Linked DNA regions of Homo sapiens: region 2 is linked to region 1. A link is an interaction called in ENCODE POLR2A ChIA-PET data of the cell type or tissue named here. Cell type or tissue: PC-3. All regions are shown on one strand.

The links. ChIA-PET counts read pairs that join two places held together with the same protein. Peaks named below come from ENCODE experiments on the same cell type or tissue, not always from the same donor. Only the 100,000 strongest peaks of a DNase experiment are listed, where the experiment ranks them.
Region 2: POLR2A ChIA-PET joins it to region 1 with 7 read pairs; 2 of 35 experiments call an interaction of 5 or more read pairs at or near these places.

The regions. Positions count from the first base shown.
Region 1 is chr5:89,113,838-89,121,837 of GRCh38, forward strand. The region is part of intron 4 of MEF2C-AS1 (MEF2C antisense RNA 1); the gene reads left to right. Among named protein-coding and RNA genes, the nearest start is that of MEF2C-AS1, 230 kb to the left of the region's middle. In PC-3, no CTCF peak of the experiment used is centred here; a DNase peak (open chromatin) is centred at 3,354.
Region 2 is chr5:88,817,234-88,825,233 of GRCh38, forward strand. It overlaps MEF2C (myocyte enhancer factor 2C), which reads right to left. Exons shown (of 11, transcript NM_002397.5): 2 at 6,502-6,697. The coding sequence starts at 6,555. Among named protein-coding and RNA genes, the nearest start is that of MEF2C, 62 kb to the right of the region's middle. RefSeq lists enhancers at 2,443-2,492, 4,259-4,358 and a silencer at 7,659-7,953. In PC-3, no CTCF peak of the experiment used is centred here; no DNase peak of the experiment used is centred here.

The DNA.
Region 1 (8,000 bases):
AATTCAACGTAGAAGTCTAGATGATATGAATTTTTTAAAATAGAGGATACAAGAGGATTAAATTGGTTCTTTTTACAAGTAATTGTTAACAGACATTGTTGGAGGTAAAGAGAATTCTTTTTGCTATAACAAAATACCTTTAAATTTAACTATATAAAATAGGAAACATTGGGCATCAGAAAAGATAGTTTTACAAAGGATTGATCAAGTTGATAGTCTACTAATGGATTTTACTGAGATAGTGCTCCTTAAACACTGTTTTCTGAGAATGTGGGGTTATATTTTCCATTGATAGTGATAGGAATTGATGGATAAATAGAATACATTATGAATCTGAAATCAATGTACAATGGAATGGCAATTAAAAAAATAGCTATCATATACCCTACGTAATCAAGCCTTAGCTGAGGCCATGATTTCAAAATATTTTTTAACCTTTTCTGAAGACAATTATAAACATATATTGTGGCATAATTAAATTTCAGTTTAACAAATTCATCAGTCATTTTGGTATTATGATAAGAATTATAAATCTCATAGCTTCGTGCAAAAATTATTCATCAGTCCTATAAAGCAATTGGTATTAAAGAGTTGGTATTAAAGGCGACCTTTGAAACATTAATACCTATTCTGCTTGATTTTCACCCTTTGTAAATTCTTATAACCAATTTGTAGAAATATGTGGAAAACATTTGTAATATGAAATCAACTATTAATTATTTAGAGAATGGTATCCAATTTGTGAAATATCTAGTAACTACCTTCTGGTTGGCCACTGTGTTGCCATTTTATCATCTTACAAATACCTATCAGAGAGAAAGCAAACCAAAGTAAACCAAATAAACCAAAAATAAAGCAAACCCAAACCTGCTTAGTTTTGTTGGTATTTAATTGTTTTAAGAAAAATTTGATTTGGAAAGATGGAAATTGAGATTTTGACTTAATAACTGGATTTTAATTTTATCCGGCTTTTGTTGATATTATGGAGGTGGTGTAAGAAGTGATTTATGGCTGTGTATGGATGTGTGTGTGTGTGTGTGTGTGTGTGTGTGTGTATGTATGTAACTGAAAACACTGCCACGCAAATAAAGCTGAAATAGGAAAAATAATAGAGCATAAGCAAATACTTTTCCCAAAATTAACACATTAAATCTGATCAGCAACCACAGTGATGGAAAGAGGCCATTGCTATTCTCGACTAGTAAGGAAAAGAAACCAAACCAAGGAGATAGGGTTTATTGCCAAATATAAAACTAATTTTAAGACAAAATGCTAGTAAAATTATGCCAAACAGTTTTTTAAAAGAAAATTGAATATTGACTAGAATTTTAAGTGGTGTTTTGTTTAATGAAATCTCAGTGTTAATAAGTTTCTTTTTTAAACAAAAACAAAAACAAAACAAAAAACAAACAAAAGACAGCAAGATCTTTTGAGTTTGGTTTCCTACCAGGTTAGCCTTGAGAGACAGGTTGGCCATAGGGGCTTAACTGTTCTAGCCTCCATCTTTGTGATGTAATTGTTTTGAGTCTCTAGGAGAATATGTGAGAAATACAGGAGAGCAGATCTATAAAGTACACTTTGTTCTCTCCAGTGGATCCTTAAGGTTTCATGATTTCACCTCTTCATTATCACTTGTTTGACTTTATCATCAAGATTAATTTGTTCTTCCAAATGGATTATTCAAGTTTATTTTAAAAATCTGTGTATTTTCCTTTTCTGTAGATTCTCCAAAATAGCTATAAGAGAAGGGCCACTAAAAGGCTTCAATTTTGCTGAATTGTTGGCATCTGAGTTATGTGACTTATTTGCACAGGGAAATATGTTGGGTTTTCAGGAGAATTCATGGCTTGTCTTTTTTTTTAACTGCCTAGTAAGACTTGCAATGTGACATTTGACTTTGAAAAAAGATACTGCACTAACAATTTTAAATTGATTAGTATGTACACAGCTACTTCTAATTTTTTGGACAAAAGAAAGGAGTACAATCTTTGGCTTTGAAATCATACTATTTGAAGTGATACATTTAGACTTGATACAAAATACAGAAATGTTTTTAATTCCATACTTCTCTAAACTGCTTGGACCAAAATATATTGTTCTTTTTTTTTTTAATTGATTATCTATAGAGTGAGTGGGGAGAATATGACATTGTGGCTAATTATTCATTAGCTGTCTTATTTTTTCCTGGAAAATTCTATGTATGACAGGAACTAATAATTAAAAAATAAAATTCGAAGTAAATAGAAGAAAAGATTAATTTGTTTTGTGCCACATATGGGCATAGTTGTGGGTTACTGTTGTAGGGACACAGCTCTTGAAAAATGTATTCATTGTTCCTCAATATTTTAATTGGATTATTTATATTTATTTACATAAATAAAAAATTACCCTTTTATAAAAAAATTCATAGCAAAATATGATAATACCATTGTTCAACTTTTGTAAAACAGAATTATGCTATATAACTGTTTCAGTTACAAGTCTAATTTATAAATCTCTCTGAAATATTTATGTTACTTAATGAATAGATCACAGAAAGGTTTCCTAAAACATTTCCCATTGATTTTTAACCTAAGTTACTTCATATTTTATTTTGGGTGGTCTCCAATTACAAATTCATTTGTAAGTTGTTGTTTTGTAAAACAATTTAATCCTGGCATGTAACTTAATTCAGAATTCAATCAGGCTGATTCTATAATATGTTAAAGAGAAAGTACACCGATATGACAAATATGACTTTTACAGAAAAAATTTAGGATCTGTCCTTGGAAGGAACTCTACTGCTTTATAGGTGTAGAAAGTGAGAGCTGACAAGAAATTCCTCTGGATCTTAGGAAAACAAACGAACCATAAAAAGTATTATACTTATAACTATTATGTATCATTCCGACAATTTAGTACAGCATTATAAGAAAGATGACATATCAGCCAATCTCATTTTTAATCCAATTATATTTAAGAAAGCAGAGCACATACATATAGCTGTACAGCAAGCAGTAAAAAGGAGAGAACTGTGTTTCTCTCATGCACACACATATTTGAATGGACATAAACATGGGAATAATAGGCACCATGGGCTACTAGACTGGGGAGGGAGGGTGGGTATGGGTTGAAAAACTACCTATTGTTTACTATATTCATTACTTGGGTGATAGGATCTGGACCCCAAACCTCAGCATGACCCAATATACCAAGCCTGTATATGTACCCTTTTATCTAAAATAAAAGTTGAATTGTTTTTTAAAAGAAAGGAAGAAAAGCCTCATGGTAATTTTAGTTTGCTGATCATAGTTTTAACTATGAGTAGTGGAAGGGTGTGGAGCCTGGGGGTGGATCACATCTTGTGGTTGTCTTTACCACAGTCAGCTCAGGGGGCAGGGACTGGGAGGGCAGGATGGTACATAGACCCTGGAAGCTAGCCAGCCATGGCCATTAATTAACTTGAATGACTACATTTCAGAATTTGTGAGGTACAAAGTACTTTAAGTTTCTGAGAAAATGAAGACTTTAAAATCTTCTACAGTTTTCCAATCTGCTCATTAAGTATTCACATTTATAGGCAGTTCAACCCTATCTGTGAAAGAGAAAAATTTTCTAAATATTGAAAAGTGGCTTGGTGTTAGTGAAACTATAATACACAGTAAAGACCACAGTGTGAATAGTTTAAAGTGACCAAAAAGAGAATCGAAAGAATTGAACCCCTGACCTTAACCAGATTGAGTAGATATTATCTCATAAGAAAGGAAATGAATTTGCAGATGACTTCCCAATATACTGGATTACAGAGTGTCTCACAAATCCCTTACTCAGGTAAAAGAGTGATCGTGGTGACTGACAATAATGTTCCTCATTTGAAGGAAGGTCTCCCTGAGTTGAAAACAAAATCATCTGGCAAAATAGGGTGATAGTCTTATTTTAAGACAACAGAATTCAGTGTGATACTTCTGTTAAAAAAAATTGTAGAATGCACTTAATACCTCAAATTGAATGAATTGCATGGTAATAATTATCTCTCTATGTATTCTAGCCAGTTAGTGAAAATGATTCCTTTATAGACAGGCTAATTGGATTATACATAGAACAATTCAAGATATCTAAAACTATTAGGCTATCGATCAATTGATATGACTCCTGATACTTGAAATAAGTAAAATTGCCAAAGTCAAAGCCAAAGCCATTTTGGCTGCTTCTCCAACTGTGAAAGTCATTAAAATAAAATTATCTCAAGACCCAATTACTTCATGGATGTATTTTAATGGTTATTGTTTTGTTAATCATTTTATTGCAATTAAAAGCTTGCTAAATAGTTCTTTTTAAGTGTCCCAACATTTTTCTTAAACTTGGGTGATTCTGCAATGGAGGTTTTTTGTAGATCAGTGCCTAATCTGTCCACTTTTTATCCTATACATCAATATCATTGTGGAAAAAAAGATTCTATTTTTTCTTGGTTTAGATGGAAAATTTAAATACCAATGTCAGATGACAAAACACTTAATCAATAGGCAGTTTATGTCTTTACAGTGAAAGAAATCCCAGGGCAAAATAAAGGAAAATGGGGGACTATTTTGAAACCTTGAGGGTAATAGCCAGCTAACAATGGTTGGAGTTAAAGCTTGGTCGTGGTAAAACATGCTTCTAGGTGCCATGTTCCAGGAAAGGTGGAGAGATAGTTGGTGTGAGATAGGCAAAGAGGGTGTGAATTTCAAAGACTAGCTTTCTTATGAACAAAAACATCGTAGTTCTCAAACATAGATTTCATCTTTTATTTATTCAATAAACTTTCATTGAACATTTACTACATACCAAGAAATTCATATGTGATACAACCCAAAGGTGATTTAGACAGATATGTGACTTTAAAGAACTCTTCCTCCTGAAAGGAAATAAACAGTCATGTGCAATGCAATAAATATGATAGTAGGAATATGAACAAAGTAGTAATTTATCAAATAGAGCTGTTTTCAGGATGCATACGGCATCGAAAATCCTTAACAAGAAAAATGTATTTTCCCTGATTGAAAAAAGAGTGTCACTATGTATTGGTAGTTATATTTCACAGGGAGTAAGAGTGTGGGAATTTTCAGGGAAGTGGATGGAGTGGGAATTTTCAGGGAAGTGGATGTATTTTAGGCAACATATAAGGTAGAAAAGTGCATTGTACATCTCCAGAGAAGGAAGGGAATGGGGGAAATGGGGAAGATGGGAGGGGAGTCCAGGAAGATGTGAGTCTGAAAGGCTGGGTCACTAAGGGCATTGTTCCTTATTTCTAAGGAGATTCAGATTGGTACTATAGGCAAGTGGAAATCATTGGAGAATTTTAACTTTGAGTGCATGGTCAGAATTTTGTTCTGGGAAAATCATTCCTACGGCAATTAGAAGATGAGTGGAGGCTGGTAACAGGGAATTAGGAGGTTATGACAGATGATGAGAGTCTTTACCTGGGAAGATGAAGAGGAATTGGAAATAGATGAAAAGTTAAGAGTAAAATGATGGTGATGAATGAAAAGATTTAACTAGCACTTATAGGGTAGCATTGAGAGTAGGGATATGAGAGGATCTTAAGGTTTTTAGCAAGGGAACTGGATGGGTAATAGTAACTAACTTCTCAGTGTTTATGTACAAACAGCAAATCTATTCAGATGTGTATACCCCCTTGTTTTCTGTAAAAATATAGCCAGGGTTATATCTTCAGATAGTCTGTGGCAGTATGTATTCTTGGGGAAATTTACTCTGATATATATTTGGAGGACAGTTGTCAAAATAAAAATATCAGGCAACTTACACTGTAACACTATAATTTATCAACTTTCTTCAATCTGTAAATCAACTTCCTCTCTGTCTCTCTCTCTCTCTCTCCCTCTCAGTTTCTCTCACTCCCTGTGATATATAACTACCAATACATAGTGGCACTGTCTTTTTTTTTATCAGGGGAAAATACACTTTTCTTGTTAAGGATTTTAGATGCCGTATGCATCCTTAAAATGCTTTTGGGAGAAAGGAGCTGTGTAAGTCTTGCATTATTTCATTAAAAATTATGAGTCAACAGGGCAGAATGTATTCTACAGTTTATGCCTGCCTGTGAACATTAGAACAAATCTCCCAGGTCAGGATTTGGTGGTGGAGTGTGGGAATTTTCCATGCCTTTTAGCATTGATGCCTATGACTTTTAGTCCAAGTTATCAGTTCAAAATGAATGGGAGCCATTTCCTATTCATTTTGTGAAGTGTGGACAGTGGTTTTGATAAATGAACAAGGCTTTGGATAATTTGAGTAAAATCCTTTTCTAGGTAACACCTTGTGCACTATAGAGACTAAAAAGAATGACGTTTTAGATAAAGGAAAAATGTGCATGTGAAGCCTATTGATAGAAAATTCTTTTGGTTATGTTCTGAATCTAAATCTGTAATCATAATAAAGAAATACATCTGTAGGCCTAGGAAGAGGGAAGGGAAAGGAGGAAAAAGGAGCCAAAATAAATGTTATTGGCAGTACAATAATGTTTTCTGATCATAGATTTTAATAAGAAGCCAAGATGTCTCAATGTAAGTTAAAAATGTAACATCAACTTTGTAGAGGGGAATTAGGAAGAATACATACACAAACACACACACACACACTCACACACTACATCATTACAATGACCTTGAAGTCACAATATTAAAGGAAAAAGATAAAAGAAAGCTGGAAAAACTGGAAGAGCGCTTACTATTCTGCGCGCAGAAAATATTTAATTTAAACACTCTAAGAAATTACGTCCAAAGAATCATTATCCCAGGAAACATCTATAGAATGAATGTATTTCGAGATCTTCATTACAGTTTAATTTGCATAGATATTTTGGGGAACTCTAGGACTCTAAGTGTGTCCCTAGGATTTTATTTGCAGAAATGAAGTAAACTATGGATAAGCTTTTCTCAAGTCTTAAATACTAGGTTTGAGACTGCACGAAAGAAGCATAATAGACTCCACTCAGGCACACTCAGGGAGAATATCAAGATAGAGTGTGACACTTTACCCACTGTTAAGGAAGAGACTGAGAGCTTGAATGCTGACTCAGGGAATGGGGAAAGAGTGCTTGCTTCCTCAGTGTGGCAATAAGGGAATTGGGCAAGTTCAGCTTGCTGGCAGAACTATGTTACACTGCAAAGCATGAGACGGGTTCAATGGAGCGAGTCTGAGCAACCCTTTAGGGCAGGGTATCCCAAACTTACCTGACTACTGAAACATGTTTAAGTTACAATGCATTAATGGAATACCAACAGAAGTGACAGGACATATTGCATACTTTGATCAAAGAAGACCTCAAACATGACCGGTCTTATATCTGATTTAAAAGCTGCAAAAAAGGGGCAAAACTTATTCATATGTGTGCTGTAGCTTTATAGCACCACCAACCAGATAATTTATTTTATTTCATTAATAACAAGAAACCTAATTATTTCAAGCTTAAGTATAATAAAATATCAAAACATTTTTATCAGGACAGTATATTAAAAATTATTTTTATAGCATATTCACTTAATATTGTTATATAATATGAAATCTTATTTTACATAGGAACTGTGTAGAAAAAAGAGAATAGGAATTGTATATTTTGCAACATTTGGGTAATCTTAGATGGACTGCTCTAAGAATTACTTCAAAGACAGGAAAAAATGAGATCCATCAACTTAATTTTGAAATATTCCAAATTTTACTTGTTGACGTGTTTTATTTAGACACAATTTGAAAACGATATGACTCTTCTTTTGTTTAATTCCCTCCTTTTTCAATTGTAGTTCATGGTAAATGGGATCATGAGGTATACATTTTTCATATGTGACAAACATTAAAACTATACAGTATTTTACAGTTGTAAAATGCTACTAAAAACCAATCATCTTCAAATAGACAATACATGTCAACCTGAGGGTTAAGTGGTAAATACTGCATCAAGGTGTAGATTAAAAGTCATAAAGTCGCTCTTGTGACTTCTGGGTGTGCTGGTGTGCATTTCTTTC
Region 2 (8,000 bases), 300 kb before region 1:
GAACTGTAATTAACTTGATGAAAACCAGGAAAAAGTAAGGAGTAAAATTTTTTCTTTTTAAAGAGTCACTTGAGGGAATCTATACATCTCTTTTTATTTTTCAGTTTAGTGTCGAATAGACCAGATTTAGTTTGAAAACACATCAGTATGTAGAAACTGTCAGAAGCTGCATCTACACTGAACACATTTTTCCAGCTTTTTTCCTAGTTCATCTTATATAATTTATAATTCATATGAAGAGACTGAGATGGGGACATAAGAAGAGGGAAAGTTAGAAAATGTAACAGCTATGAACTCTGAATTCTTTTAGTCATAAGGGGATTCTCCTGTTCTATTAACAGAATGTTGCAAATTGTCTTTAGTTTGTGCTCCAGTTATTGCACTGATAATTACATGAAGTTTTGTTTGCTGGCAAAAACTATTAGTGTGCCAGATCTGATGAAAGAAAAGAAAACTTAAGGCATTTAAATATATTTCTTTCTTAACTTACTATTTTAAGCCCTAACTGTGTTATCTGACAAATATTTAAATGTCTTTTTATAACAAGTTGCACAAATAAATTTGGGCTTACCTCTCCTATCCTTTCAAAGTAGGAAAGCTGAAATTTTCAAATACAAACATACAAGTAAATAGGTTTAGGCTAAGCATGCCTAATTTTTATATATCTTTCTTCCTAATATAACAGATTTCTAAATATATTGTTTGTAGAAAGAGTCATATAAGGACAATATTCATTTAAAAACTGTTAAAGGACCCAAAATTACAGCTAAATAAGACAAATGCATTCAAGTGTTCTATCCCACCAAAGGATGACTACAGTTAATATATCTTACAGTTTGAAATAGCTAGAAGGAGGATATTGGAGGTTTCCAAGACAAAGAAATGATAAATGTTTGAGATGATGGATATGCTAACTACCCTGATTTGATCACTATACATTATACATATTAAAACATCACTGTGCACCCTATGAATACGTACAATTATTTGTTAATTTAAAAAATTTTAAACACAAAAGAAATGAAACAAGCACCCCCAAAACCATCTGTTCATAAAAACCAGTTTGTTGTTGAACTTTTTAAACCTTTGCATATATATGTTACTGTAAAATACAATAAAAGTGTCACAGAAAAAAATCTGTTTCAGGAGCATGATTAAAAATTGGTACCATGTGAAAGAGGGTAAGACTGCCTAACTGATGGAGGTATTTCAAGGGTAAAAAAAAAATGCCGACGGAGAGACTGAAACTGTAGTGTTAGCATAAGCTAGAAGCTGGTAGTGATAAAAATGGTGAGGAGTAGTTAAAAATAATTTGGTCAGTAACATATATTTGAAAACAGGTCCCACAAGCATAACATTTAGGAAACGACTTCTCCCCATCCTTGTCATAAATCCTCTGCAAACGTCCTGTGTGATCTTTCCTTCTTGTCCACAAACTATCCTCTCTGCATCAGCTCACTCCTGCTCTGGTATCATTCTCTAGCCCCTTGTTGGCTTCTGAAGGCTCCTTTGTGCTCCTGCTCTACCTGTTCCACTTTTCCATCCATCTCCTCAATACCCTTTTAAAATAAAACCCTCATGAAATGAAGGTTTAGGTAACATTCTTTATTGTGCTACACAGTACAAGAGTTGTTTTGATAGAAATCACATTAACTATAATAGCTAATGGTTCAAAGAGCCTGAGTCTTAATAGGAATAGCTAATAGGTAAATTTATTGAGCACTTATTATTTGGTGGGTGCTTTACATTTATTGCTTCATTTAATTGTCTTAAAGACCTAATGAGAAAGGTACTAACTTTTTTTCATCCTCACTCTAGTGATGAGGGTACTGCTGAAGCTCAGAGGGTCTAAGTAACTTGCTAGAGGGTCACATAGCTAGTAAGTGGCAGAACTGGGACAAGAACGAAGTTTGTGTGTCTCTAAAAACTATGCCTCTTAGCCATTTGATTATACTGGATGCAGTATAATTGGGAAAAGTAATGACACAAAACCATGCTCTTAGTTATTATATTACACTAGATGCATCATGACATAATTTTAAAAAGCATAATTTGTTTCGTGTTGAATATGAGAGATCCGGGCTCAGATCTTGGTCACTTCCCAGTTTTAACTGTACAATCTTGAGCCAGTTATTTAGAACTTAACAGGACCTTCAAAGCTTTGCGATATCTGGGTCCTGTCTAACATCCAATCTTTTCTCTCATTTCTCTACAGTCATACACCAGGCTTAAGTCCCACTGATCTTCCTTCAGCTCCTCAGTCAAGCTCTTTCCTCTCTTAAGGAACTTTGCAAATACTGCTTCTGGAATGCTGTCACCTGCCTAACTCTGAATCATCTTTTAGCTCATCTTTTAGCACTTCCTCAGGCCTTTCTCCAACCCTGATGTAAATAAAGTACCTCCTATTATTCTTTCATAGCACATATAAGTGAAATTTTTGTTATATATTTTTATATTTCATGTCTGTTTAACTCAATCAGGGGTCCATAAACTGTAGCCTACAAGTGAAATCCAAACGCCCTGTTTTTGTCAGTAAAGCTTTATTGGAGCACAGCCACACAGGTTCATTTACATACTGCATACGGCTTTCAGACTACTAGGGCAGAGCTGAGTAGTTGAGACAAAAACTATATGGCTCACAAGGCTAAAAATATTTGCTATGTGGTCCTTTACAGGAAAGCTCGCTGAACCCCTAAAGCAGAGGATAAGCTGGATGAGATTCTTGTTCACCACTGAATACTTGGTGTTAGGTACACTGCAGTCTAGTAATATTTGTTGATTTCACAGATAAATGAATTATTCAGCCATAAAATGGGACTTATTAATAAAAATTATTTGTAATTATATATATATATATAGTTCTTGGCACATAATTGGTAACTACTTTTATTAGGTTGTCTGAAAATTTCTGTAAGATAAATTAACAATTCATAATGTTATTTTTACATACTTGCTTAAGAAATCCATGTTGTCTAAGCTTGAAACTAAGAAAGAAATAGTTTTTGTAAACTTGGAAATGCCAAAAAATTTTTTTAAATAAAAAAGCTGTCAATTTTTATTCTCACCTAAACTATTTTACGTATTGATGTTTCTGAATTTGAGCTGTCAATTTTTATTCTCACCTAAACTATTTCATGTATTGATGTTTCTGAATTTGAGCTGTTCCCTACTTCCATTATGAAAGACAGCTAAAGTAAAGGTAAAATTCAATTTAAACAGCCATTCTATTTCACAACAGTTTTATTTCTTAATGATATACAACTTATAACATCAGTGCTGTAATATTTCATTTCACACTTGAAGTCAGTATTTCTTTTTCTGGAAAAAACATAACTTATTCTGTGTATAGCTAAATAAACAAGTGCAATGGCAGAGCAGTCTTTGACAACTTTTAAGAAAAGATGACAGTGAGCCATTGCATGAGGTTCTACTGGACAGTCTACAGTGGGGCAGCTTCAAAGAGGGCAAAGCATTTTTCTTTGCAACATGTGAATACACAGTTGAAAGAAAGCCCAGGTTACGGGTGCCTCTACACAGTATGATATGCTGTTTCGGATTTGCTGGTTTTGTTTATTAGAAGTGACCTACATAATTTAGGCTCTTTCCCAAATGACTCTTACAACTGCTCTCATAGTAGGTGAGAGGTGCACAAGACAAGCATTTATATGTAAGATGTTTGAAATTGTCAACAGCCTCTAAAATAATCACTGAAATATATATTAAAACATGGTGGATTTCAAGTTTACTAATTCTGTTTAAAAGTATTGAACTTACAGGCCTACTGTATCTAAAGACTGGAGAAAAGAATAAATATACCCTAAATTCTAAAGAATAAAATCAAGAAATCTGTCTTCAGAATTTAAAAAAATGATAAGTCAAACTAAGCTGAATTTAAATAAGTTTTCTTCTTCTAAAGTTATTATGACTTCTAACCTGGATGAGGGTAACAGCCACTGTAGCTGCAACTATATATAAAAAAAGAAAAGATATTCAATTATTAGCTCAAAAGTGCGACATTAAGATTCTTTGTTTGTTTGTTTTTTGTTTTTTTGAGACAGGGTCTCACTCTGTTGCCCAGGTTGAAGTGTAGTAGTAACATGATCACGGCTCACTGCAGTTTTGACATCTCGGGTCCTAGTGGTCCCCAAGTGGTTGGGAACACAGGTGCATGCCACTACCACACCCAGTTAATTTTTTTTTAACTTTTTAAAATAAGAGATTGCATCTCCTTATGTTGCCCAGGCTGGTCTTGAACTCCTGGGCTCCAGTGATCTGCATCTCAAAGTGTTGGGATTACAAGCATGAACTACCACTCCCGGCTTTAAAATTATTGTATCCCTAGAAATCCTGTCATTTGTTACAACATGAGTGAAACTAACTGGAGGACATTATGTTAAGTGAAATAAGCCAGGCACAGAAGGACACATTTTGCATGTTCTCACTCGTGTGGGAGCTAAACTTTTTTTTTTTAAAAATTGAACTCACTGAGATAGAGAGTAGACTGATGGTTACTATAGGCTGGGAAGGGTAGCTGGGCATGGAGTGGGGAGGGGATAAAGTGGGGATGTTTAATGGATACAAAAATAGGTAAAATGAATAAGATCTAGAATTTGGTAGTACATAGGGTGACTACAGTTAACAAGAATTTATCATATATTTGAAAGTAATTAAAAGAGTAGAATTGGAATGTTCCTAATACAAAGAAATGATAAATGCTTGAGGTAGGTATACCTCAATTACCCTGATTTTGATCACTGCACATTGTATACCTGTATCAAAACATCACATGTATTCCATATTATATACAACTATTATGTACCCATAATTAAAAATAGAAATTAAAAAATCTTGTATCCCTGTTTTTTCTAATAAAGCATAATAAAAGCTCATGAATTCAACCTGCAAAAATTTTCTTCTAACTTTGCAAGCAAAAGAAGATATAATGAATATCATAAACCTAAAAATTATCTGGTATTGGTAATAAAGTGCAAATGCTAATTCATATGTTTTTGACTATACTCAAAATAGGTTCTGGTCCAAATAACAAGGTCCAAACAGTGTTACATGACATTCAATATTTCAGTCTTAATTTCAATTTCAAGCTATAGGCCAATTAAAAAATAGCGGTTTTCTATTGACACAATGATTGCTCTTTGGCTTGATCCACAGCAAGAAACGATGTGCATGAAAACACTAAAGGAATCCACCATAAATCTTAGTATTATTCACCCTCTAGCTAAACATGCAGCCAAAAATAGTTCAAGTTGTGTGTACCTGAAAATATATAATAATTTAGAGGAGTATAAACTTGAAAACCTAAAAGTTTCTCTACTTTTTAATGGCGTACTGACTTTGATGCAAGAAATAATTAATTCCTATTCATTATAGTTTACACATGAAACAACATTACATTTAAAAAAATGAATCAATCAGTTCTAGTCCTATTTGTATGTCCAAGAAGACAAAACAGGACAATAGAGGACATGAGTGTCTACATTTGTGGGGAAATTACAGTCTGGTGGTTGTCCCCAGGGCTACTGTGTAGCCTTCTTCAGTGTAACCGAAAAGTAGGCAAAACACTCTTCTCTTCCACAGTCCAGAAACGTCTTCTCTGCAGGTTCCATGATCCATATGAGATGGTTGGGACCCAGCAGTACTATAATTTCTCCCAGGACCATTATTTGATATTTAACGTTATACAAACTACCCAGCTGTCCTTACATAGCCTAACTAAATCCACTCTCCCCTAGTGTGAAGAAAAATAGAGTCAAATTGCAGGCATTCATGATATACAAGTCTTTAATGCCAAACTGAGCATTTGAATGTGTAAAGTCTTCACAACAGATTAATTGTATCACACAGACATTATCATTGGCATTCTAGAAAAAAATTATAACACCATCTGCCTCTATGTTTATCAAATTCAGATTTAAAATGGTATGAATTAACCGATAGTCCTTGCCTATATGTTTTAAGTTATTAATATCTTGTGTGGGTGTTTTCTTTGTTGTTGTTGTCAGCACAATGTTAAAATGTTTGGATGTGTTTCAAAATCTCATTTACTATGAATAAAATGAAAGCCATTTTCATACAGGATATTTATCCTATATTATAAACCTTTAAGTGAATGACCACAAAAGGTCTAGTTCCCATGAATATAAGAATATCTTTGTTTGATGATGCGTGCAATGTAGCAATGTTATGCTGATTAACTCTTAATTATCAAGCTATTCATGTCACACAACTACACTTCCCATTTCAAATTTGTGTTGAAGTAAAAAGTGAATAATGACAAATGTGTAAACTATGTTTCTGACAGATAAAGTGATTTTTTTCTCCTTTATATATAAGAGACTATCAGCACTTTAACTGGTCACATTTAATTAACCCAAACTTCTCTTAATAGATATTTACAGATTCAAGATATTTTCTGTACCCTTAACATATGTGGAGAAAATATAATTAATAAATAATGATACAAAAAAAGTTTACTCCACTCACCTGTCTGTTACGTTCATCCATAATCCTCGTAATCTGAATCTTTTTTCTCCCCATAGTCCCCGTTTTTCTTCTCTCTCTCGTCCCTGAAATTATGTATTTTTTCCTTCCTTTTCTTTCTCTTTCCTGTTTCCTCCAAACAAATCTCCTTCTTCAGCACTTGCACAGCTCAGTTCCCAAATTCCTGCATTCGTTCCTGCTGAACAAAAAAGAAAAATTAAATACCACTCTAACAGCAAGTCAGTTTCATAAGAACTATCATATTCTAATTTTATCAAGGAAATAAACTATATGGAGCTAAAGCAATAAAATGAATAAAAATAACTTTTTTGTTAAAAATATATGGTATATCACAGACAGGAGCAGATCAAGTAGTTTTATTTTTTAACAATTAAAATGATCTCATAAGTAATTTAACAAGTCATTTAAATGATGCAAACTATGCTTTTTTAAAGACTAACACTTGAAATGTATTTTTTTTTGTAAAAAGTTTCCTAATCTTTTTAATGAAATTAGGTGACAATTTCACCCGTTATGAAAAATTACCTAAATCAGAGAGTTAATGAACCTTTATGTACCTGTGTATGCTAAGTAGGGCAGCTAATTCATTTCTGAAGGGAAAACAATCTCCTGTTTTGACAGCAGAGGTGATAACGTCCCTCGTTATGCAAATAGGATGGACGATTATGAAAGTGCTATTTGATATATGTAAATGTCAACTAATTTAAATCTAAATCCTTTAATCTTACTTTAAAAAAATTATTGCTGTGAGAACACCTTAAAAATAATATGGAATATTTAATCTTAGATTACAAGCATCTATCAGCAGTGAGATCTTTTCTTTTTGAAAGCCCTTAAACTACATCTTAGATAACAAGAATCAAAAAAGATAAGCATTGACACAAAATAAATGGTGCAAAATTAAGATTATTCTTCAATTTATAACCATATTTTTTATAACAAGCCATCCTTCCTTTAAATTTAAATATTTAGAAACAGACATATCATGTCTTTGTGGAGTAAGATACAAAATTGCAGAAGCTTCACATTACATACTGGAGATCTCTGGGTCAGGAATTAAAATTAGAGAAATGATCATCAATAACATGAGATAAGCCCAAGAAACCCAGAATATTAAAAGTACATACTTTACTTGGTTTTAAATTACATCTGAAAATATTTGAACACAACGGAAGTTAATTGCTCTGAAATGTGAAAGTTAACAAGAAAGCATTCCACAATGGGTTTTTCAAGCAACAGCTCCAATTATTCTACTTCGTTTTAGGTCAATGAATGCAACAACTTTACACACTGCTCAGAATTTCCCTGTTTATTTTAGCTGGTGTCTGACAACGGACCTGATAAATTCCCACATGTATTATGTAATGCTAAGCCAATGTCCTGGCTATTTAATAGATTGTTTGGCTCCAATTCAAAGTTCTTGGAACAGGAAGGCTGTTACACATTCGGTCTGACCATTAGCTGTCTTCTGATTTCTTTAA